Linked DNA regions of Homo sapiens: region 2 is linked to region 1. The links are chromatin loops, found by intact Hi-C in ENCODE. Cell type or tissue: right lobe of liver. All regions are shown on one strand. Each heading gives the region's core, and the rest is flanking DNA. Links, peaks and the distances in the headings are about the cores only.

Region 1 (11,790 bases), core at 1,833-9,832:
TCATCCAACAAATACTTATTATGAGGAACCAGACTCTGTACTGGGCACTGGAGTTAGGTCTATGAGAAAGAGAGATCTGGGTCCCTGCCCCTATGAAGCCTCAGACGCCCTAGTAGGATAAAGAGAAGATAAATCAACTGCCGGAGTAATAAAGACAGGGCGGTCCTACACTGAATGGCCCAATGGAGGAGAGAGAAGCCAGACACAGACCCCACGTGTCAGATAAGGGTGGTAGGAGTAAAGAGGATAGGCTTTCTACACATGGTGCTAGGCCAGGAGGGTGTCCATGTGGAAAAACCCTGAACAAGATCCCTATCTCACACCATCAACACAATCATTTCCAGTGGATCCAACACCTGAACATAAGAGGCAAAACAGCAAAAGTTCTGGAAGACAATATAGAAACAGGGCCAGGCAAGGTGGCTCATGCCTATAATCCCAGCACTCTGGGAGGCCGAGGCAGGTGGATCACTTGAGGTCAGGAGTTTAAGATCAGCCTGGCCAACATGGTGAAACCCTGTCTCTACAAAAATACAAAAATTAGCTGGGCATGATGGCAGCTACCTGTAATCCAAGCTACTCAGGAGGCTGAGGCAGGAGAATCACTTAAACCCAGGAGGCAGAGGTTGCAGTGAGCCGAGATCATGCCATTGCACTCTAACCTAGGCGACAGAGTGAGACTCCATCTCAAAAAAAAAAAAAAAGAAAAGAAAAGAAAAAGAAATAAGTCTTCATTATTTCAGAGAACAGAAGATCTCTGCAATAAGGTACCAAAAGCATTTATCACAAAGAAAAACACGAAGATATTTGACTACACCAAAATTTAAAACTTCCGTTCACCCAAAGGCTCTGCTAAGACAGGGGAAAGAGAGGTCACAGAGGGGGAAAAGCTATTAGTAACATCACAACTGGGAAAAGGCTCATACTCATAATCAGAATACATGAAGAATCTCCATGAACCAGTAAGAAAAAGACAAACAATCCAATTATTGTTTTTAATGGACAAAAGACTTGAGCACTTCCCAAAAGAGGAAATCTAAGTGGCCAATCAACATGGGAAGAGATTCTCGGCCTCACTGGTCATTAGGGGAATGCAAATGAAAACCACCCAGAGACACTGCACCAGCACACACCCGTGAGAATCAACCCACTGCAAGGACTGAATGAGAACATGCGAGCAAGCACTGAGCAGGGGGTCTGGCTTGTGCAAAGGCTGGGTAAGCAGAGGATGCCAACAGTCACAGGCCCCTGCCCCCAGTAGTTATAGGCCCTTGTCAAACCTGAGCTCCTGGGAGGCAGGCTTGATCCATTTCAGGGTCTCCCGAGCCCTGCACAGAGCCAGGCACGTGACAAACCACAGCGGGCCTCAGAGTGTGTGGCTCAACAAACAAGGAAGTCAAAACCATTACGATCTAACCCACTGAGGACTGCTTGAGCCCAGGAGTTTGAAATCAGTCTGGGCAACAACATGAGACCCCATCTCTACAAATAATTTTAAAAATCAGCCGGGCGTGGTGGTACATACCTGTGGTCCCAGATACTTGGGAGGCTGAGGTGGGGGGATCACTTGAGCCCAGGCAGTCGAGGCCGCAGTGAGCTGTGACTGTACCACTGTACTCCAGCTAGGGTGACAGAGCAAGACCCCATCTCCAGGGAAAAAGAAAATCTGACCTACCATTCTCCCAAGCAGAGTATCTCTTAGTGGTAACAGAAGAAAAGCCAGTTGCTATAACCATATGTTTGCTTTTTGCTTCCCCTTTCTAGCTTGCTATGTAAAGCCCTCAATATCAAGGCTAGCCTCCAAGTCTAGCAGAGAGAGGACCTCCTGGGAATGGGTCCATGCATCCCTCTGCTTAAGGGGGAATTTCCAGCCACAGGCAGAGGAACTGTGGCCCTGTAAAGGGGAAGGGGCTGGAAGGGCACTAGGCCCACCCACAGCAGACCCCCTGCTTGCATGCCCCTCGTGATGGGCAGCTCACTGCTTGGTAAGGCCACATCACCTCTCCCCTGGGCGCCTGCCTATGGGGGAGTCTTCCCTCACTGGTGAGACTGCCTCCTGTCACTTCCCTCTGTCCTCTGCTCTGCCGTCTACCTCCTAAGGCCACATGGTGAACACGTCTGCCCCTCAGCCTGGTCGGCCCTGCCCACATGTCCAGCTGCAGCAGCTATTAGGTCACTCATTGCTAGTGTTTGTTTCATCCCTGCTCCCTGCCTGCTGGTCTAACTGTGCTTCTAAAGCTGGAGGGAATGCCTCCTGCAGTCCACGTGGTAGCCAATATGTTGAGGGCAGAGGGGAAGAAAAGGAAAATCTGGAACATCTGAACTTCACAATGATCACAAGCAGCTCCATCACCTGCACCCCCCGAATGAGCTGCCATATGCCCGGGTGGCCGGCGCCAGGGGAGTGGAGGGCCCCAGCCAGAACCTCAACAGACAGCTGGGGAGGGGGTGCACAACCCCCCCACACCCCACTCGACACCAGGCAGGATCAGCAGCCAGGCCGGCGGGTTCTTCAGCCGTGAATACAGTTTTAGGGGCTGGTTAATGCCACTTCCAATTGTGGAGCTTCTAGCATCACCTGGGGATACCGGCAGCTGAGGGTCCCTCTCTACCAAGAGACTCTCGTAGGGTAGTGTCGCACGCTCCCTAGATCACGTCATGTCACCTTCCCACTTACTGGGAAGCCCAGGGCTCAGACAGGCTACCTGACACCCTCAAGGGAGAAGGCCGCCCCGCAAAGTCCTGGCTACCAGCAGCACGGTGGGTGGACGGGGGTATGGCCGGGGACCCAGGGACCTGGGTTCTGGCGGCACCAAACACAATCTGGCTGCCCAGTCTCTGCTCTCTTGCTGTCATCCACCCAGGCCCCCGGAAGCCACACTCAGCTCTGTGGTCCCCAAAATGCCCCAGGCCCTCTCAAGTCTCCTGGCCTTTGCCCAGGCTGTTCCCTCTGCCTGCCACACCCTTTCAGCTGCACTTAGCTGCCTGTATCTCTTCAACCTCTGGCTTTCCCCATGGGAAGCCTCCCCTGACCCCAGCACCCAAGGCCCCTCCTTCATGGCTCTTATTGATGATGGAATTGGTTGTTGACTGTCTCCCACGAGAACGTAAACCCCATGAAGGCAGCAGCAGTGTCTGTCTGTCCACACCATGTCCCCAGGGTCTCCCTGGCACTCTGTACATCCTTGATGAATGAATTAACAAGTTTATTCCTGAGGGCATGAGGATATCAGCTCAATCCCCAGGCCTCAATCTCCTCAGGGGGCCAAAAAGGCCCATATGCACCCAAAGGCTGTTCTGAGAACGGAGGCCTGCCACACGGGATACGTTCAAAAAGGCCACTGAATGGCCTCCGCCCTGGAGCAGGAAGAGCTAGGACTGGCAGCCTGAAGGGCCACCCCGCGGGTGCCCTGGACAAGCCACATCCCTGCCTGAACCTCTACCTGCCCTTCTGTAAAATGGGGTAATTGCAGGCCTAGCCCTGCCTTGGGGTTTGTGGAATAAAACTAAATAGTTATCCTCTTCCTCGCTCCCCAAGGAGCACCCCAGTAATAATAAATGACCACAGCCACTCTCCAGGGCCTTCCTTTGAGCCAGGCCTTCACCTGGATGGGCCCAAGCAGACCTCACAACCCCCCAACAAGGCAGGCGGTGTCGTTTCCCCACTACACAGAAAGACCAGAGAGGCTGAGCCACCTGCCCAAAGTCACACAGCTGAAAAGTGGTGGTATCCCAATTTGAACAGCCTCCAGTACCCAAAGGCCCTTGTCTGGGACCTCACTGGCTGCAGGGAGGGTTCACCAAGACCCTGTACATCGTGAAGTCCAGGGAGATGACAGCAGGCACCTGCCGAGGCCAGGGAAGATGAGACAGCCCTGCACCTCCCCATCTTCCCCTCTGCTCCATGAGGAGGCCGTGGCAAGATGAGACCAGGTCCTAAATCTGCCCACAGCCTCCAGCCGCCAGGTGGCCACCATGTGGCACCAACCAGGGCAGCCCAGGGGTTTCCCAGACACTCTCTGCTGGGGCATGGTGGCAGGGACCCAGCCTCCCAGGGGAGGGTAGCGGCCAGAGTGGCTTGGCATCCATTCCGTGGCACCACAGCAGCAGACGCAGGCAATCTGCTCACCCCGGTTGGAAACTGAGTGAAACTTGCCCAACAAATGAGCCCAGGTCTCACCTCCACCACCTGCTCCCAGCCCCAGACAGGGCCTGAGAGGAACAGGAGGAGCACCAGCTCACAGCCTCCCTTGCGGGATGGAGAGAGGGGGCGTTCAGCCCTTGTGTTAAGGGCTGTCAAGTGACAGGCCCAAGAAGAGCCTGGCACAGGGCCTGACACATAACAGAGGTTCAGACATGTGGTCTCCCTCTGCCTCCTCTGCCTGTGGAAATCTCATGCCTCTTTTGGCCCCAGTTCAAATGCCCCCTCCAACAGGGAGCCCTCCTGGATCTCACCAAACCCCTTCTGGAGCAGGGTAGCAGGGCCCCTGAACCCACCTCCTGGGCTCGAGTTCCCTTCTCTGTCCTTCGGCTTCTCCCACTCCCTGGCATGGCACAGGCTGTGTGTGTGCACCTGGCTGGTAGGGGGGTCAAGGGGAAAGCTTGCTGGGTCCTCCTTCTAGACGGCCCTCCTGGTTTTTGGCCTATCAGACTTCTCCAGATCTGAGCTCTAGTGGCCGGTGAGGCAGACTCAGCCACCTCCCCTCCTCTCCTTGTCCTTGGTACTGACCTCATCACATCCTCAAGTGCCCAGAGGTCCTTGTCTGGGACCTCACTGGCTGCAGGGAGGGTTCACCAAGACCCTGTACATCGTGAAGTCCAGGGAGATGACAGCAGGCACCTGCCGAGGCCAGGGAAGATGAGACAGCCCTGCACCTCCCCACCTTCCCCTCTGCTCCATGAGGAGGCTATGGCAAGATGAAACCAGGTCCTAAATCTGCCTGCCGCCTCCAGCCACTAGGTGGTCACCATGAGGCACCAACCAGGGCCACAGGGGTTTCCCAGATGCTCTGTGCTGGCAGTAGCTCTCTCTGAAGTCCTTCCACCCAGGCAAGCCCTTTGTGCCTCTAAAGGGCTCCTTAGCCTCGCTGACTGTGCTGCTTCCTGATAGTGCAGCCTCAGGCCACGTTACTCCTCCCTGCCTGTGAATACCCTTCTCTTCCCTCAAGGCTCAGGTTACCCCACCTCCTCCAGGGAGCCTTCCAGGATCAAGCCACACTTTTAAGCATATGTGATCTTGCCCTTCCATGTATGAAGCCCACCTCACCCTGCCAGCACTGGGCACCCTGTGGCCGCTCATTCTGTCCACCTATAGAATAGGGATAATAAATCAGTCCTCACAGGGCTGAGTAAGGATTAGAGATAAGGTTTATAGAGCCTTTAGCCTAGGGCCCAGATTACTGTAATTGCTCAGAAATTATTTCCTGCCATCACCATCATCATCATCACCACCACCCCCACCATGATCATCACCATCATTATCACCATCACTACCCTCACCATTATGATCACACCACCACCACCACCATCATCATCACCACCATCACTACCACCACCACCGTAATCATCCTCATTACCATCATCACATCATCACCATACCACCATCACCATCTTCACCATCATCACCATCAGCATAACCACCATCATCACCATCATCAGCAGCATCGCCATCATCATCACCATCATTATCACCATCACTACCCTCAATATCATCATCACACCACCACCATCACCATACTATCATCACCCTCACCCTCACCCTCATCATCATCATCACCACCACCACCACCACCACAACCATCATCATCACCATCACCACCATCATCACCACCACCATCATCACCATCACCACATCACCATCACCACATCACCACCACAACCATCATCATGACGATCATCACCACCATCATCACCATCACCACCATCATCACCACCATCACCACCACCACCACCACCACAACCATCATCATCACCACCATCACCATCACATCACCACCACCACCACCACCACAACCATCATCATGATGATCATCACCACCATCATCACCATCACCATCATCACCAATATCATCATTATTACGATCATCATCTCCCCCAGCCCCTGACATATGCATCTTTTTTTGTATGGAGCAGGAAGACAGCATTAGAGAAAGATTCCTAGCATTATAGAATATTCATTAAAGGCAGGGGTTCTGGAACCAAATTGCTTGGGTTTAATCCCAGCTCTGCCCCTTCCTAGCTGTGTGACCTTTGGCAAGGTCCTCACCCACTGTGGGCCTCAGTTTCCTCACCTGTAAAATGGAGATAATAGTACCTGCCTGTAAGTGAGCTAGTACAGCATAGCATAACACAGGTTACAGCTGATAATACTATTTTCAGTGAGATGTGGGAAAACAGGCCCAGAGAGCAGCGGTGACCTGCCTAGGTCACACAGAGGGTAAGGGGTCAAGATTCAGTCCTGAGCCTCGCATCCGGAGCTCCCTGCTGCTACTCCCATCCCCTACACCCCCTGCGCTCAGCCTCAGCTCTGGTCTCACCAGCAGGCAGGACCAGCACCCAGGCCCACTCACCATGGGGAGCCATAGATCCGGAAGCCCCGCACGGTGACCTCCGAGTCCTGAAGGTAGATGCAGTTGGTCAGCAGCGACTGCACATTCTCATAGTTCTCCGGCTTCAGCTTCGACACAGATGGGAAGTAGTAAAAGTCCTGCTTGATGAGGTCGGCCATGAACTCCTGGTCAAAGGTCAGCTCGTGGTTGCCTGCGATCACGATCTTGTACTCGTAGGGCAGGCTGCCTGCAGGGGTGGACACAGACAGACACACAGCACACAGCCGTCAGCTTGTCCAGAAGCCACAGCACGGCTGAGAGAGGGGCGGGCAGGAGGAAGCTGCATGAACTCCTGGTCAAAGGTCAGCTCGTGGTTGCCCGCGATCACGATCTTGTACTCATAGGGCAGGCTGCCTGCAGGGGTGGACACAGACAGACACACAGCACACAGCTGTCAGCTTGTCCAGAAGCCACAGCATGGCTGAGAGAGGGGCGGGCAGGAGGAAGCTGCTGGAATCGCTGACAGGGGTACCTGCTGCCAGGCCCCCAACAGGTGTCTTCATCAGATCAAAGGAGGCAGCAGCCTGATCACTGTCCCCACAGTCCTGCCTGTCCAGGCCTCCACTGGCCATCGGCCCCCTGAGATCATCGGGAAGAGGCTGGACAGGTTCCTCCCAGGCTGCTGAGCTGCAGAGTGCCTGGCCTCATCCTGGGACTTCTCTGCCTCAGTTTCTTCTGTCTGGACTAGTTTTCTACTGGAAGAAGACCCCCACGCTGCATCCCCAGCCCTAGCTGTCACTGGCCTCACGGTCCCAGGCCCCCACCCCCTGGGTATCTTGGACTCTTTATCCTCCACTTTCCAAAAGGAATTGCAAGGTCTTTGCAGAGCCCAGTTCAAATGTTTGGAGACCCCACACTCAGGAAACATTATAGTACCCACCCCTACTGCCATGGAAATTCAAAGCCAAAACAAAATCTAGATGGAATCAAAACAAAAATGTCTATGTATACAGCCACTGAATTACAATAGTGTCATTCCAGCTTTGCTGTGTGCGAACTTTTGGGTAGTTCTTCCAAGGTACACATCTTTCTCTCTCTGGGGTCCAGTTTTCTGGATGCCCTAGGCAGGAGTGTGCACTGTCACCCAAGAGAGACTGGCTGGGGGCTGGTTTCTCGGCAGCTGCCCGGCAGGCCTCACCCACCAGGCTGGCTCTATGCAGGCGCAAGACCACCACAGCTGTTCGGTCTCAGTAAACGCCACTCGCCCCTGCCCCCTACTCCATCTGAGAGCCAGCCTGACCCCAGGCTTGGGCCCCTGACTCCCCACTCCCCACCAGCCTCAGCTGCTGGGCACTCATGGGCCTGGAGAGTCAAGATGGTACCTGTAAGCCCTGATTTGGATAAAAAATGAAATGTTGAAAGTGCACTTGGAGACCCAAGCCTTTCTCCTGGCCCCTCCTGGGCCGAGAGTGACCTGGAGGGTCAGGCAAGTAGCAAAGACGCCAGCACAGCACAGGGGCCTCGGGGTGGATGGGGACCCAGACAGGAAAATGGTGACATTCCATAACCAGTTCACAAAGCAGTAACTGTGGCTAACAAAGACCGACACCTCGCGAGGCATCCCCTCTATCCCTGGAAGACCATGACCTTCATCTGCTAAAGCACACACAGGGCAAGGTGCCAGAACACTTGTCTGGCCATCAGGCTCCAATGAGCCCCTGACACCCCCTTCACTCCTCACCCTCCCGGGGCAATGCCCAGCAGCACGGGCACCGTGGTCTGTCCCCTGGGACAACACAGCAGCCCAGGAACAGCAGAGCCTTTTCCACCATGACCAAAAACTCTACCTCTTCCGCTGTGTGAGCATTCCATGGGGAACCAAATTCCAGAAATGCCTCTGCTCCAAATACTAAGGATTGTTTTTCTTATTGGAAACGGATGCTTGCAATATGGGCTGAGACTCGGAAGATGTGCCATCACACTCAGCTCTCAGGAAGCACTCTAGGAAGAGCTCGCCTCCCCAGCCCTTACGTGAGCTCCAGGGAAGGGTAGAGTGAGGTTTACAGCAGTACATGTCCTATAACTACAGCCATTATTATATCCTAATAGCAAGGAAATAGAAGGGTCCAGTGCCCCGTTATAAGCTTCTTCTCTACCCCCAGCTAGATGAGACCTGTGCCGTCTGTCTAACCACGTGCCCTATGGCCACGGCAAATGGCCAGGTCCCAGCCTGGCCAGGGAGGGTGGGCCAGGGCGGTAAGAAAGGGAACCCCAAGGCGAGACAGAAGTTTTCTTCAGAACAGGCAGAAAATCCCAATCTACTCATAGCTGACTCACCAACCACCTCAGACTGCTTCACAGGTTTGAGAAAGAAAGCACTGCTCTTTCTTCTTCGGGATTTATCAACTCTGGGGCGGGGGACCACTGGTACATGGGGGCCACTGGTACTTAGCAGGCCACAGAATCTCAGCTCCAGCAGCCTGGATCCCAGACCCACTCTGCCACCAACCCGCTGTACGACTTAGCTTCCCTGTGCCTCAGTTTCCTTACCTGTAAAATGAGAAAAGTAACAGCGACCTTGCAGGACTGTTCTGATATTATAGAAGATAATCAATGGAAATGTACAAAATTTTGATGTTCAAAAAAACCAAAGAGCTTCCCTGGGCCAGAGTTTGCAAACTAGAAGCAGGCAGGCCAGACCCATCCACAGACATATTTTGTTTGGCACAACTTTTTTTTAAAACTTGAATTTGTTGCCAACATCAAAAATTTGAGAGATTCCTAATAACATTTCATTACTTCTGTTTTCTAAAAATAAAGAAATAAATACAATTTAACTGGTCCAGTCAGGAAGTGCTGAGTGTCTGTGTCCCCTTGGACAGGATGAATGCGTCCAGCTGGCCCCAATCCCCACCTGTCCCTACCGTCTCACACCCAGTCCACTTCATTCATTTGAAGGTACCGCCCACTCTTAACAGGCATTTGGGTTTCTGTCCCTGGGGACATGAAGGGAACAGCCTGGCCCTGGCCCGAGGTTCTTCCAGTCAGGCTGCTGGGATGAGATTCTACAAGCCCCTTCCACCTCCCTGACCCTCCTCTTGTACATCAGAGCCCACCCTGATGGACGCTGGGAACTCTGCTTGCTGTGCTCATGGGAGAGCTCCAAGAACATGGATGCAGGCGTGTTTGCTTCCCCCAGCTCTGTCCCTAGCAGGCCCCAGCAGGAGTCTGGCGAATGAAGCCTCCCACAGCCCCACAGTGCGACCAGGCATGGTACAGAGAAGCCCTCTCCAGTGAGGCTCAGGCTGCGGAGAGGAGGGAAGAGGGCTGCGTGGGCCTGAGCAGCTGGTAGTGGGTCCGGGAGGACACAGCAGGAAAGATGGCCACTTCTGGACCGCTGGTGGAGAGCTGAGATCTCATTTCCCTAGAGCACCCCCAAGGTACTTGGTTTTATTATCTCCTCTTTGCAGCTGAGCAGAATGAGGCTCAAAGGCTGGGAAACCCACCCAGGCCCCACGGCTGTGGAGGGGGACGCTGGTCCAGCTGACCCCACCCCTCTAGACGGGCACCTCAGACTCCTCCAAGGCCAGCAGACCCCTCATCGAGCCCCTCCCCAAACACACTGCAGCAGGGAGGCAGCCAGAGCCCCCAGCTCGGGTTGGGGGTGGCCACCATCGCTGCCTTCGGGCTCTGATTCACCACATTTCCACTTCACATCACCCATCCATCCTGCAGCCCAAGCTGGGGGTGCAGAGCCAGTGCTCATGTATTTATGTCATGTCTTTGACTGGGGGTGTTACTGAAGCAAATTAGCAAATTACTCCAACTGTACAGTTTCATTTATTTCTGCAGCTCCCGACTACTGGGGATTGGGCGGAGCGCAGAAGCTGTCAGCTCTCCCCTCTTCTTCTCACCTCAGCAGCTGATGACTGAGGCTTTTTCCCTCCCAGAAAAGGGTGGATGGGGCACAAGGCCCAGCTCCCATACATAATGCAAGGGAGCAGGGCAGGAGCCACCACCTGCTGGGGTGACACCCTCAAACACTGTCTGCTCCATGGCTTGGAGGCAAAGGGACATCCACTTATGAACACAGAAACTGTCCAGCACCACATCCCTCTGAGTCCAAAGTCACAAGAATGCCTGTGGGTGTCCACCTGGACTTGGCAATTCACCAGCTGTGCATAACCTTCACAGACACTTAAGTGTTACTATCCCCAGGTAAACCTGGCGAAACTGAGGCCCAGAGAGAGCTTGCCTAAGATGAGACAAATCAATAGCAAAATGACTGACAATTACAGAGGACAATGGACATTTGGTAGACCCTATGGCGGTATCCTGAGGTGTACTCTGCACCATCATGCTACCCCGCCTCTCAGTGGATGGATGGATGCATGGATGGATAAATCGTTTATAGATGGATGGATATATGGATGCACACATGGATAGATGGATGCATGCATGGATGAATGAATGGTTGGTTTACAGATGGATGGATATGTAGATGCACACATGGATGGATGGGTACATGGATGGATGGTTTATAGATGGACGGATGGATGAATGGATGGCTTACAGATAGACAGATGGATGAGTGGATGAATGGGTGCTTTGTAGATGGATAGATATATAGATGCATACATGGATGGATGAATGGATAGATGGCTGGTTTATGGATGAATGGATGGATGAATGGATGGTTTATAGATAGATGAATAGATGGATGAATGGATGCTTTGTAGACGGATGGATATATAGATGCATACATGGATGGATGAATGGATAGATGGATGGTTTATGGATGGATGCTTTATATATGTATGGATATATAGATGTATATATAGATGGATGAATGGATGGATGGATGGATGGATGGATGATTTATGGATGGATGGATGGATGGGTGGCTGGATGGATGATTTATATATGTATGGATATATAGATGCATATATAGATGGATTAATGGATGGATGGATGGTTTATAGATGGGTTGGTGGGTGGGTAGATGGATGGATGGGTGGATGAATGAATGGATGCTTTATATATGTATGAATATATAGATGCATATATAGATGGATGGACGGATAGATGGTTTATAGACAGACGGATACATAGATGCATACATGGGTGGGTGGATAGGTGAACTGACAGATGGGTGGATGGATGCATTTATCAATCAATCCATCCTTAGCTAGGTCTGACTGTCTCCTTTACACCAACTGACCTCTGTGTCGCCCCTTCTCCT
Region 2 (11,790 bases), core at 2,605-10,604, 75 kb after region 1:
TTTATTTCTCACAACAGCCTGGTTGGGACCTCAGTGAGGGGCAGCCCTCCCTGTGAAGGGAGACTAGAAATCCCATTTTATAGATGAAAAAACCGAGGCTCCAAGAGGTTTCGAGACCTGCCCAGCTGGTATAAAGTTGAGATAACAAGGCCCATCTTCAGACTCTAAGACACCCGCTCTTCCCTCCACCCAGCTCCCCTGCCCCCCACCTGGTGCCAGACCAACTCCTTCAAACCCTGCTGAGGCCCCCAGCACATCTCAGCTACCATCCCAGCACTGCTACGGGCAGATGGGCTCTTCTGAGCTGTCCAGGGTCCTGGCCATGCCCAGCCCTGCCTCAAGGCCTTCTCTGATCCTTCCCTGGCTGCCACCTCTCTGACTTCCTGGGTAGCAACAAAAAGTGGGAACATGTGGCTGGGCTTGGTGGCTCATGCCTGTAATCCCAGCACTTTGGGAGGCCGAGATGGGTGGATCGTCTGAGATCAGGAGTTTGAGACCAGCCCGACCAACATGGTGAAACCCCGTATCTACTAAAAATACAAAAATTAGCTGGGCATGGTTGTGCATGCCTGTAGTCCCAGCTACTCAGGAGGCTGAGAGAGGAGAATCGCTTGAACCCGGGAGGCAGAGGTTGAAGTGAGCCGAGATCGTGCCATCGCACTCCAGCCCAGGTGACAAGAACAAGACTCCATCTAAAAAAAAAGAAAAAAGAAAAGTGGGACTATGTGATGCCGGGCCTGGCCCAGGTCTTCCGGTCCTATGCTGCCTGTGTACCCTTGGACACCACACTTCAACACTCAGGGCCTCAGTTTCCTTTTCTGAAAAATGGGCACAGCATGGGGCAAGCCAGGAGGTGGTTCAGACTCAGCCCACCTCTGCAGTTGTCTCTGCCTCCTCCTCTGGGCCAAGCAAAGCCAGAGACTCAGAGGCATTTGGGCCCAGCCCTGCCCTTGAGCAAGAGGTCCAGAGGCTGTGAGGCTTGAGAACACAATGACCATGCCCTGCCAGGCCGAGGGGCACACGGGCTGAGGAGCACAGTGGGGCCTCCCGTCCCTCCTGGAAAGCAGAGAGGAGAGGAGCTTGGAGAGTGCCCTTGACAAGGGCAGAGAGGGCATAACGGGCAGAGGGAGCAGAAGCAAAGGCCTAGAGGCAGGAACCAAAGGGGAGGCTTGCTCAGAGAGTGCCTGGGAGGCAGAGGCGGCCCCTCTTCGCTGCACTGTCAGTGGCCACAGAGAAGAACACCAGGGAAAGTGGTCGGGGCCAGGACCCGCCCTGGGGAGATCCCTCAGGCAGTGGGCAGAGGCGGAAGACTGAAAGCCAAGTGCAAAGCAGAGGCAGCAATCCAAGGGACAGAGTGTGGGGCGGGGACAGAGGGATAGCGAGGAGGGGTCCCCCCGAGGCAGAAAGGCCAGAGCTACATGGCTTGTGGCATCGCAGTCTCCACAACACCAGCTGACCCTTGCTAAGCATTTGCTCAGCCTAGGGGCTGTGCTGGGCTCCTCATTCAATCCTCATGACCACCCAACCTGTTCACTGTGGAGTGGTGGCAACGGTGGCATGAACTGGGACACTATGAGGTCCACAGGCTTCCAGTCACCCCCTCCAGCTGAGCTTCTGATTTGTCTAACATCCCCGAGCTCAGTATCCCCACCCAGAGAGTAAGTTGCAGAGCCTGGGGCATCAGGCTCTGAAAACCAGGCCCTTATCACTGGGGACATTTTTCCCTACCGTGGGAGTTTGGGTGAGCTCACCAGCTCATGGCAGGTCCCCTGTGTCCTCTTCTCTCTGGGATTGACATCTCCAGAGCTGCCCCTACCGCAGGCTCATTTGCCCATGCCACCCACAGAAGGCCCAGGTGTGGGGGCCAGCAGCAGGAACCCTGGGTTCAAGTCCAGTAGTCTGACCCCAGAGCCAGGTCAACAGTGGTGCCAGAGTCAAATGTGGGGAAAGAAGGAGCCAAACAGGGTTTGCTCCTGGGACCCAGGAAAGGGATGAGTGAGGGAGGTCCTGGCTCCAGCCATGAAAGCCCAGACCCAGATCTCTGCCCACCCCCAGCCCCAAACACCACCCTCACCCACACCAGACAGGTCCATGGGTGGCTCGGATAAGAAAGGGCTCGGGACATGGGCCTGAGTCTTGGCACGAGTGTCCTGGCCAGGACCAAGCAGACCCTGCAGCGAATGTTCGGGGGTGCAGAGGGCTGGAAGATGAAGGCAGGAGGCAGCAGCTCAGAGCGGGCAGCTTCTTCCAGGGCAGTGAGAACCAAAATCTGTGCATCCCCATGCCCTGTCCCCTGTCCCTTACTCCTGCATCGGGCAGTACCCAGGTCCTGTCCACCTGCTCCCGAATCCGCCTGCAGTCCCTCCGGCCCTCCCCACCCTCAGGCCTCACTGAGCTCCCGGCTCACCCTGCCCAGCATCCTGTTTGGGGAGGGGGTCCTGCCTGTCCTGCCAAAGATATGCTCACCCAGGCAACCTCCCCCTCCTGGCCCACCATAGGCTGTGGCTGCTCTGTCCTCGACCTTGGCCCACGGCCAGTGGTAGGGTCTGGGCCTGTGAACCTTGGGTGGAATCAAGAGCGAAGGAGGCAGCTGGATGGGCCTGAGGTCCAGCAGCACACAGCTGAGGCTTCCCGCCATGCAGGCGCCTTCTGAGAGCCCAAACCAGCACCACCCAGAGCCCCACCCCATTCCTCTCCTGCCAGAAGTCCCACTCCCAGTATCCCTCACCTGGGAGAGGCACCGCAGTGAGCTGGAGAGAGCACAGCCTGAGGCGTCAGACAAGCCTGGGCCCTCTATGTGGTTGTGGGCAGGGTGCCGGCCTGCTGCCTCACCTGTAACATGAAGGAAAAGACACTGCCCTGCAAGGTTGTGCCAATGGCATGGAATCAGGACCGTGAACTGCCTAGTGCCAGCTCTGATTCCAGCAAGTACCAATCAGCGGTGGTCCCCAGGACAGCCAGCAGGTGCCTGCCCCAGCCTCCCCAACCACAACAGGTCCCATGCTATGCACTATGGGACCTGCATCTCCATTCCTACTACCCAGAAGACACTCAGTCAACACAGCATGCACCAGGATGCATCAGACAGAGGATCCTGGGAAAGCACCCTAAAACGGAAGCCATTATCCAATGGTGAGAGGCACTTTCCCAAGGAGACAATGCAGGAGAACTTGGGAGAGATCACAGAGCTGGGGGAGGCACAGAGGAGCTGGGGAAGAACAGGAGAGCTAGGGAAGGGATAATTGAGGTGGGGAGGGTCAGGAGAGCTGGGGAGGTACAGTGGAGCCGGGGGGAGGGTCAGGAGAGCTGGGGAAGGACAGTAGAGGTAGGGGAGGGACAGAGAAGCTGGGGAGGGACAGGAGAGCTGGGGGAGGGACAGTAGAGGTGGGGGAGGGACAGAAGCTGGGGAGGGACAGGAGAGCTGGGGGAGGGACAGAAGAGGTGGAGGAGGGACAGTAGAGCTGGGGGAGGGACAGTAGGACTGGAGGAGGGACAGGAGAGCTGGGGAGGGACAGTAGAGGTGGGGGAGGGACAGAAGAGGTGGGGAAGGGACAGTAGAGCTGGGGAGAAGGAGCAGTGCTGGGGAAATAGCACCAGACAAACTTTGCAGCTGCCCCCTGCTGCCCTCCTCAGAAAATAGGCCTCTCCCCTGCATTCCTGCAAGGTCCACCTGCTCCCTTTGCCCACTGCTTTTCCCCTGCCTGGGACCTGTTCTACCTTTGGGAACATCTACCTGTGAGAAGTTTTTTCTTCTGTTGAGCTTGGAACTTCTCCCTTTGCTTCTCACTCCACCTCCAGGACTGCACAGCACCCTCAGCTCCCTCCTGGGTTCCCCAGGGAGCCTTGGGGCCATCAGTGGAACTCCCTGAGCCTCTTCCTCCCCAGGCTCCACAGCCTGCCCTGCAGCTGTCTTGGCTAACCTGGCTGCACACCCCTGCCCTTCTCTGGATGAGCCCCAGTCTCTCTTTCCCCTCAAGGTGAGGAAGCCAGACCAGCTCAGGCCAAATGCAGCTCTTAGCAGGGTGTGGATGACACAGAACCCAGCTAGGCAGTGTCATGTGTCTGCCATGGCAGTCATTCACACCCTACTCCAAATGTTTCCAGCTATTTTCTAACAGCGTAGTTGAATTAAGGTCCAGTGGCCCAAGCCTGTGATCTCAGCACTTTGGAAGACTGAGGCGGGTGGATCACCTGAGGTCAAGAGTTCAAGACCAGCCTGGCCAACATGGTGAAACCCTGTCTCTACTAAAAATACAAAAATTAGCCACGTGTGGTGGCGGGCACTTGTAATCCCAGCTACTCAGGAGGCTGAGGCACGAGAATCACTTGAACCCAGGAGGCAGAGGTTACAGTGAGCTGAGATCATACCACTGCACTCCAGCCTGGGCAACAGAGTGAGACTCTGTCTCAAAAAAAAAAAAAAAAGAATAAAGTTAGACCTGGTGGGGACCTCAGTGCCCTTCTCCAACCCCACTCTATTCCTCCACTGTACAAATAGGAAAACTGAGACCCATGCTGAAGAAGAAGGAAGTGTAGGAGAGGAAATATTCTCTCCTCAGATTCCAGGAAAGGATAAATGGCTCCTGAAGAGGAGGTCAAGGTGTGAGGGCAAGACTAAAAAGAAACTTTTATGTTTTCTGTCCAGGATTGTTAATGCCTATTACCTGAGGCTGCAGAGGCTGCTGATAAACTTTACTATCTAATTCATCAGGAAAGAATCTATTTTGCCAATGAGTCAAGTGAGGTCAGAGGCACTGAATGACTTGGCCAAGGGTGCATTGCAACCCTGCCCAGATCTGCATGACCCCAACCTCCACATACTTCCACTCCCTGACACCACTCTGCAGGCAGCAGAGGGGAGGAGAAAGGTATGTGTGCATGTGCAGTCCCCAGGCCATCACCCAAGGGGACAGCGCTCAGCCTCCCTCCTGACTCCCATCCCTATACTCCCCTGACCACCCTGACCCTGCAAACCACTCACAGAGATCAAAGCTGCTATGTTTGAGCATCCCCCTTGAGCTGGTCACTCTGCACAAATTATGCATTTAATCCTCATAACCACCAGGAAAGATGGCAGTATTATCTCCAGTTTACAGATGACAAAATTGGGCTGGAAGAATGGACTTACCCAAGGTCACACCTTGAGTCTCTGGTAGGGCTGGAGTGGCACCCAGTTCTAGTGCCACTAGCAAAAGAAAAAGCCCAGGCAGGGGCAGTGCAGAAACTACTCAAACTCTATACCTCCCACTGTGTGTCCACAGCAGACATCACTAATCAATCACAGAACTCTTTCCTATTAAACTAGAATCCTTGCACAGGGCTCCAGGCAGCCATTCTGAGGGCTTGGCCCTAGAAACAATATCCACTCGCCACTCCTACCTGGGCCAAGGTCCTCTTGGAGCAGTCTGAACATTCCACTCCTGCCCTTGCACTCTTATTCAGCTGTGACAGACCAGAAACTGGCCCAGAATCCCAGAGTATTAGACTGGAAGGAACTTTAGGCAATCTGTGGGCATATAAGTGAACAAAGAGGTGAACTGACCCATGCATACAGCAAACTGGTAAAGCAGCCTCCGCACCAGGCCAGGCCTGGAGTTCCTGCTCCCTGTCCCCACCCCAGTGTCCACCACTCAGTTTCCCCAAAATGCAATGGAGCCCTGGGGACTGCCAGCCTTGCAGGGTGCCCCCAGAACCTGTGCCCCACAGGCAAAATGGCAGCTGGAAGTTTGGATGGTTATCTCAAAGCTTGCCACAGAAGCTGGTATCTCCCTGTGAAAGACCCACTGGGCTCCCAGAGGCAATTACGTCCCTGTAGGGCTGGGTCTGGAGCTGACCAGGGCCACACTGTGGTCCAGCAGGGCTCTGCCACCTCCACACTGCCATCTCTCCCCAGACCTTCCTCTCCTCACAGCTCGTGGGGTCTCCAGTTCTCTGCCTTGAAGACAAGCATACTTTGTATCTCACTGAACCAAGGAAACCCTCACCAGCCTAAACCCTAAGCTGCAGCCCTTCCTGAAACTCCTCTCTCCCCTCCAGTGTCTGCCTCCCTCAAGAGCCCTCTACTTGGTACCCCACTTCTCCACACCTTCAGGTACGCCCGGTGCACCCACCCCTCTCCATCTGCATTCATACTTGCTCGCATCAACTGACCTAAGAAACAGGCCTCTGTCCCTCCCACCTCACCCTCCTACTCCTGCCCCATCTCATCCACCTCCTCAACTGAGTTTCCTTAAACAGCCATCGCAGGTGCCCTCTCTGCTTCCCTGCCTCCTCAGGCCAGGCCAGGGCCACCAACGTTCTCCCTGGTGTCTAGTGTGGTCTTGCTCAGACCTCATCCTGCTCACTCCTGGCATATGGGCCCCTCCCCCACTCTCAGCCGCCCGGCTGTGGCCCTCAAGTCTCCATGGTCTGGTCCCAGAGTCCAGCCTCATCCAGATGCACTGACCAACTTTCTTCTCCTGCCCTGGGACTCCATGCTGGCTCAGTCCTCTGCACCCTTGATAAACAATCACAGCAGCAATAACAAAGATACTGCTTCTCTAGAACGAACATGGGCCCATCACTGAGCTGAGCATGAATTAGCCAGTTCCGTCTTCCATCAAACCTATTGATTTGTTGACTCCAGAAAAATTCAGTGAATGCCTACTCTGTGCCACTCACTACTCTCAGCACTGGGGATACAATAATGTAATGATGGTATTGTTCCAATTGCACAACTGTGGAAACTGAGGCCCAGAGAGGCTAAGTGACCTGCCTGGGCTCACACAACCACGAGGTGGGTTCCAAATCCTACACCCGCACACACACCCGTGCCATGGCCTCCCTGTGGGCCACACACTCCAGAACCCTGCCCCCATCCCCCACTCCTCTGTCGCCCCTGGAGCCCAGCATCCTCAGTGCTTTGTTCTCTCCAGAAGCCCCCTCCCACCACCGCCACCACCCGCCGCCAGCCCGGCTGCTGCCTCCCTGGGAGCTGCTGCCAAGCCGTCAGCTCCTGTCATCACCCCAAGGCAGCCAGAGGGAGCACCAGCAGCAGCTTTGGCACACGCCACCTCCGGCCGCTCCACAGCCACCAGGCCAGCAGGATGGGCGCCCCTCCCGCAGCCATGCCATGGGAGTATCAGTGCAGGGGGATCCAGCCCTCCCCATTACAAACCAAGAAACCGACGCTGGAGAAGAAACTCTGAAGTTCAGCCAGGCCTCCGGTGACAGTGGCTAAATTTGTAAAATCAACCCATCGTGGTGATGATCCAAAGTCTCTGGAAGGCAGTCCCTCTGCTGGCATAGTCCCCTGTTCAACCTGCCACCAGCCTCTGGGAGCTCAGTGGGGTGGGGCACTTCCTCAGAGGAGGGTTCTGACCTCCGCTCAGGTCAAAGTTCCCTCTCAGGTGCCCATGGCACCCACCCCAGGTGCTCCGCCAATAGTCAGCCCTGGGGTCACCCAGCCCTGAGGTCATCCAGCCCTGAGGTCACCCAGCCTTGAAGTCACCCAGCCCTGAGATCACCCAGCCCTGAGGTCACCCAGCCCTGAGGTCATCCAGCCCTGGGGTCGCCCAGCCCCAGCTCCCAGGTGACCTCCGTGGAATCACTCCTGTCCCCTCCCCTTCCTCCTGGTCAGGCAGGTGACCGCGGACGAGGTGTGGACTCAGGTCCTGTCCTTGCCTGCCTTCCTGCTATCCCTCCTGGGGGAGGAAGCCCTGGGAGGGAGGCGGGCGCCCTGCTGGGGCCACATGGGGACCGAGGAGCACACGTGGCCAGGCCCGACCACCACGAGACTGTGCGGGCCGCCTGGGGCTCCCCCACAGGCGGGGAAGGCACCCCCGCTGCGTGACTCTCTCGGCTGCCACAGGAACCTCGTCCGAGGAGTTTAAGGAAAAAGGTTGTCCTCTGAGGGGGCCATAGGTTGAAGGAAGGGGCAAGAAGGCAGTGTGTGGAACAGACAGGCCCACGCGGCTCCCAAGTCGCTGCCACCTCCAGGCTCCAGGTCTCCTCCCCGGGTTCAGAATCACAGGAGAGAATCCCATTGGGTTTCACTTGGGTCACGTGTCCAGCCTGGACCAATCAGCCATGGCAGGGGTGGGGCCATCTGGAGGGAGTCTGGCCAGTCCCAGAGAAGAAAGAGCCTGTGGGCGAGGCAGTCACCGACACGCAGCTTCCCATTTTACAGGAGGGAGGTGGACAGGCCCCCAAGGAAAGATCCCTGGGCACTGTGTCCTTGCGTCTCTGGATCAACCCAGACAAAGGCCCTGCAGTGGGAGGGAGCCACGTGTGCCCTGGTGAAGAGGAGGAAGAAGAGGTGTGGTAGGTCCCCAGTGGAGGTGTGTACCAGGTGTGCCCTGGTGGAGAGGAAGTAGGGTAATGTCCCAATGGAGAGGACCCCCGAGGCGGCCGACGGACTTCGGTCCATGCAGCAAGACAGACATGAGAGACCCCTGTTTCCAACAATGACACTGGTAATAGGAGCCCAGGAGATGACTGGGAGGAGGGAGGGAGTGGACAGGGAGAGATAGAGGGTGAGCAGCTGAACCCAGGCCACTGAGGACAGGTAGAGGGAGAGGAGCCACCGGCCTGGGCTCCTCCAGGACACCCAGTGGGGCTCGCTGGGTGACATGGGGGGATCGAGGGCAGGAAGCCAGCTAGGGGGAGGATGAAGAGTTCAGTTGGAAACACTTGAGCATGAGGTTCTGTGGGGTACACAAGAGAGCTGGCTAGAGGGCAGGGGCCACAAGGAGAGAGGCCTGAGCTTTGATCGGGGACTTAGGGGTGACTGGCAGTGACACAGGTGGCCCAGGAGGCCACGGGAGTAGTCAGGATCTTATAGGAAATGGCCAGAAGAGAGGGGGCCAGGACTGGGTCCTGAGGAACCCAAAATCCAGGAGAAGGGTGCAGAGGAAGGAGTGCGGGGAGAGCAGGGAGGGGTGAGACCAGATCCTGTAGGAGAACTTGGACTTAGCAATGGGATGCCATAGGGGACCTTGAGGAGAGGGTCCCCATGGGGGCTAGGATGATGGTGATAAGAAGGGGAGACATCCCCCGAAAAACGAGGCATCTCCCTATGCCTCTGAGTCTCCAGCACTCGGGAGCGATCCTCCATTATGTTGAGAATAATGACTCCAGTGTCCATCGGGGGCAGAGGTTTCCTTGGCTAGAAGAGACCACTGTCTGAAATGTGTTGGGAAATGGCTGTGCTGTGTTCCCAGGGCCACCTAGCAAAGCCAAGGTCATCCACATTTGACAGATGGAAAATGAGGGGAAGCAGCTCATCCAAGGGGCACATCCATGGCAGAGCTGGGACCAGGATCAGGACCTTGGTGTCCAGCCTCTCTTCCTGGCCCTGACCACATCCCAACTGCTACTTCCAGTGAATGTCATGGCCATAGTGGGGGAGACTGGTTAGACTTCCTCTCCTCAGGCCTTGGCCCTCCTTCCAGGGGCCTGAGCCAGACCTCTGCTTGACCATGATGCCCTCTTTAGCCCGGCCTGGGGAGGCCAGGAAGAGCCCAGCCTGCAGGTGCCCCAGCTCTCACATGGAGGCCTCAGGTGGGGTCAGCTCCTGCCAAGCCCCGGATGTCCTGGGCAGATGCCCACTCTGGTCACCACCAGCAAATGAACTCCAGAGAACAGCAACCACACTCACTAGCAAGCCAACACCAGCAACCCCACATACCAGCAACCCCGCACACCAGCAGCCCCGCACACCGGCAGCCCTGCACACCAACAACCTCAGGAAGGAGGCAGTGGGCATTTGAGTTCTCAACGAGGGCAATTCCAGGACTATTGTGGGAGCTTTGGCACTTGTTGGACCAAGATTCCCGTTCTGACTCTGCCACCTGCCACCTGCCCCCTGCACAACCTTGGGCAAGTCCGGACACCATGTCAAAACCTCAGTTTCCTCATCTGCAAAATGGGCTTTCTATGCCCATCTGCCAGGAAGATGAGGATTAAGGGGCCCCCCTTTGGATAGTTGCCTGGAGAGCGAGGGCCCCTGTTTATGTCAGGTATTGAGCTCAGCACCAGCAAAAGAGGCACAGGTGATCCAGTGCAGAGCCCAGCCTCACATCGCTCACTCCAGGGTCCTGATATTTCCTATAAATGTGATCCAGGATTGAGTTCCTGGTTCCCTGCCTTCGTCTGCACCATGCCCTCTGCTTACTGTGCCCACACCATGCCAGTTTTCCAGGCTGTCGCTAGCCCTTGGCCTGTGTCTGCACCCTCCAGGCTGACCAGTGCCAACGTGGTCCCAGCCTTCTCCCTCTCTTTGGCGGCAGTCATTGGTGCCACACAAACAGCCCATCTGAAGCTCACGTTCAAACACAGCCACCCACGGGCCCAGGACACTGCAGGAGCCAAGTGGACGCCCCTCCCCTTGCACCCCTCGCAGTGAGGGAGGGCGGGCAGGACCAGGCGGCCCGCACAGGAAAGCGGGTGTTTACACTGCAAACAGAGGCTGAGCAGAGATTGTGCCGTGGATTCAGCTTCAGGGAGGTGCAGACGCCCAGGTGCCAGGCCTGGTGTTTGCCCCCAGCCCCAGGGGTTCTTGCTGCCACCCGCAGCGCGGAGCATTGCTGAGCTGTATTTGCCCCCAGCGCTCAGCCTGTGCCGTGTGCGGTGGCGGCGGAGTGCCCTGGCTACAGGGCAGCCGCTGGTGCCTGCTCACCCTCCGCAGGCTGCTTCCTTCTGCCTGGGATTCGGCTGCCATGGCGCCTGCTGCTGAGCAGCCCGGCTCTTAACAGAGATGCAGGACCGATCCTGCTTCCTGCCCCAGGCCCTGCCCCAGCCAAGGGCCCACCACCCCCAGCCTCATCAGCTCCCCACTCTCTCTGTCCTCACCTCCCTGCCTGCCACATCACCCCAGACTCTAATCACTGTGAGCGCCGCCCCAGCAAAGGCCATTCCAGCCCTCCCTCATCCCTTTGACAAGCAGCCCTGGTTTGGGCCTCTCTGCTCCTGCCAGTGGTGGAGGTGAAGGAGCAGCTTCTACCCAGGGGGCGAAACAGAAGCCTGGAAGAGAGGCCAGGACCTCAGGCTCTGAGCCAGGCGCCCAGCCCCACCACTCAGGGGCCGGGTGGTGACCTCGGGCAATCACTGTGCGGCTCCGGGCCCCTTTCTCCTTCATCTGTAAAATGGGAAGATGCCAATCTTAGTCTCCACCTCGCAGGGCCAGCATGAGGATTAAATAAGTCAGGGCAGTAGAGCATTTAGAAAAGTATCCAGCTGGGCGCCGTGGCTCACGTCTGTAATCCCAGCACTTTGGGAGGCCGAGGCAGGCAGATCATGAGGTCAGGAGATCGAGACCATCCTGGCTAACATGGTGAAACCCCGTCTCTACTAAAAATACAAAGAAAAATTAGATGGGCGTGGTGGGGGACGCCTGTAGTCCCAACTATTCGGTAGGCTGAGGCAGGAGAATGGCATGAACCCAGGAGGCGCAGCTTGCAGTGAACCGAGATCGTGCCACTGCACTCCAGCCTGGGCGACAGAGCAAGACTCTGTCTCAAAAAAAAAAAAAAAAAATAAGAAGAAGAAGAACTAAAGAAAAGCGCCCAGCACAGCCTGTGAACTCCGCAGGTGACAGATGGTGGTACCTCACTGTCATCACTGTGCTGGGACCAAGGGAGGTGCCAGGAACTGTGGGCCCAGAGGAGGGTGAGGGTGCCTTACACACCTGCCTTCATCCTCACAACCCCTGAGAGATGACTGTTGCCAGACCCCTGGAATACAAGAGGAAATCGCGCCTGAGCCACCAGGCCGGGTAGAGCCTGGATTTGACCCACCAAGCCCGGGTGAAAG

The links. A loop is a pair of places that touch in the nucleus more often than their neighbours do. Peaks named below come from ENCODE experiments on the same cell type or tissue, not always from the same donor. Only the 100,000 strongest peaks of a DNase experiment are listed, where the experiment ranks them.
Region 2: it touches region 1 in a loop (2.2-fold over the local background); 2 of 110 quality-filtered maps call a loop at or near these places.

The regions. Positions count from the first base shown.
Region 1 is chr22:43,469,741-43,481,530 of GRCh38, reverse strand. It overlaps MPPED1 (metallophosphoesterase domain containing 1), which reads right to left. Exons shown (of 7, transcript NM_001044370.2): 4 at 6,570-6,795. Among named protein-coding and RNA genes, the nearest start is that of EFCAB6-AS1, 41 kb to the left of the region's middle. In right lobe of liver, for the core only: a CTCF peak has its summit at 4,968 (motif pointing right); DNase peaks (open chromatin) are centred at 2,150, 4,990 and 6,930; H3K4me3 peaks cover 1,376 bases; H3K27ac peaks cover 3,348 bases.
Region 2 is chr22:43,395,821-43,407,610 of GRCh38, reverse strand. LINC01639 (long intergenic non-protein coding RNA 1639) reads right to left here and starts at 7,280. Exons shown (of 4, transcript NR_146918.1): 1 at 7,157-7,280; 2 at 5,380-5,506; 3 at 2,729-2,832. In right lobe of liver, for the core only: a CTCF peak has its summit at 7,060; DNase peaks (open chromatin) are centred at 7,470, 8,039 and 10,340; H3K4me3 peaks cover 290 bases; H3K27ac peaks cover 2,742 bases.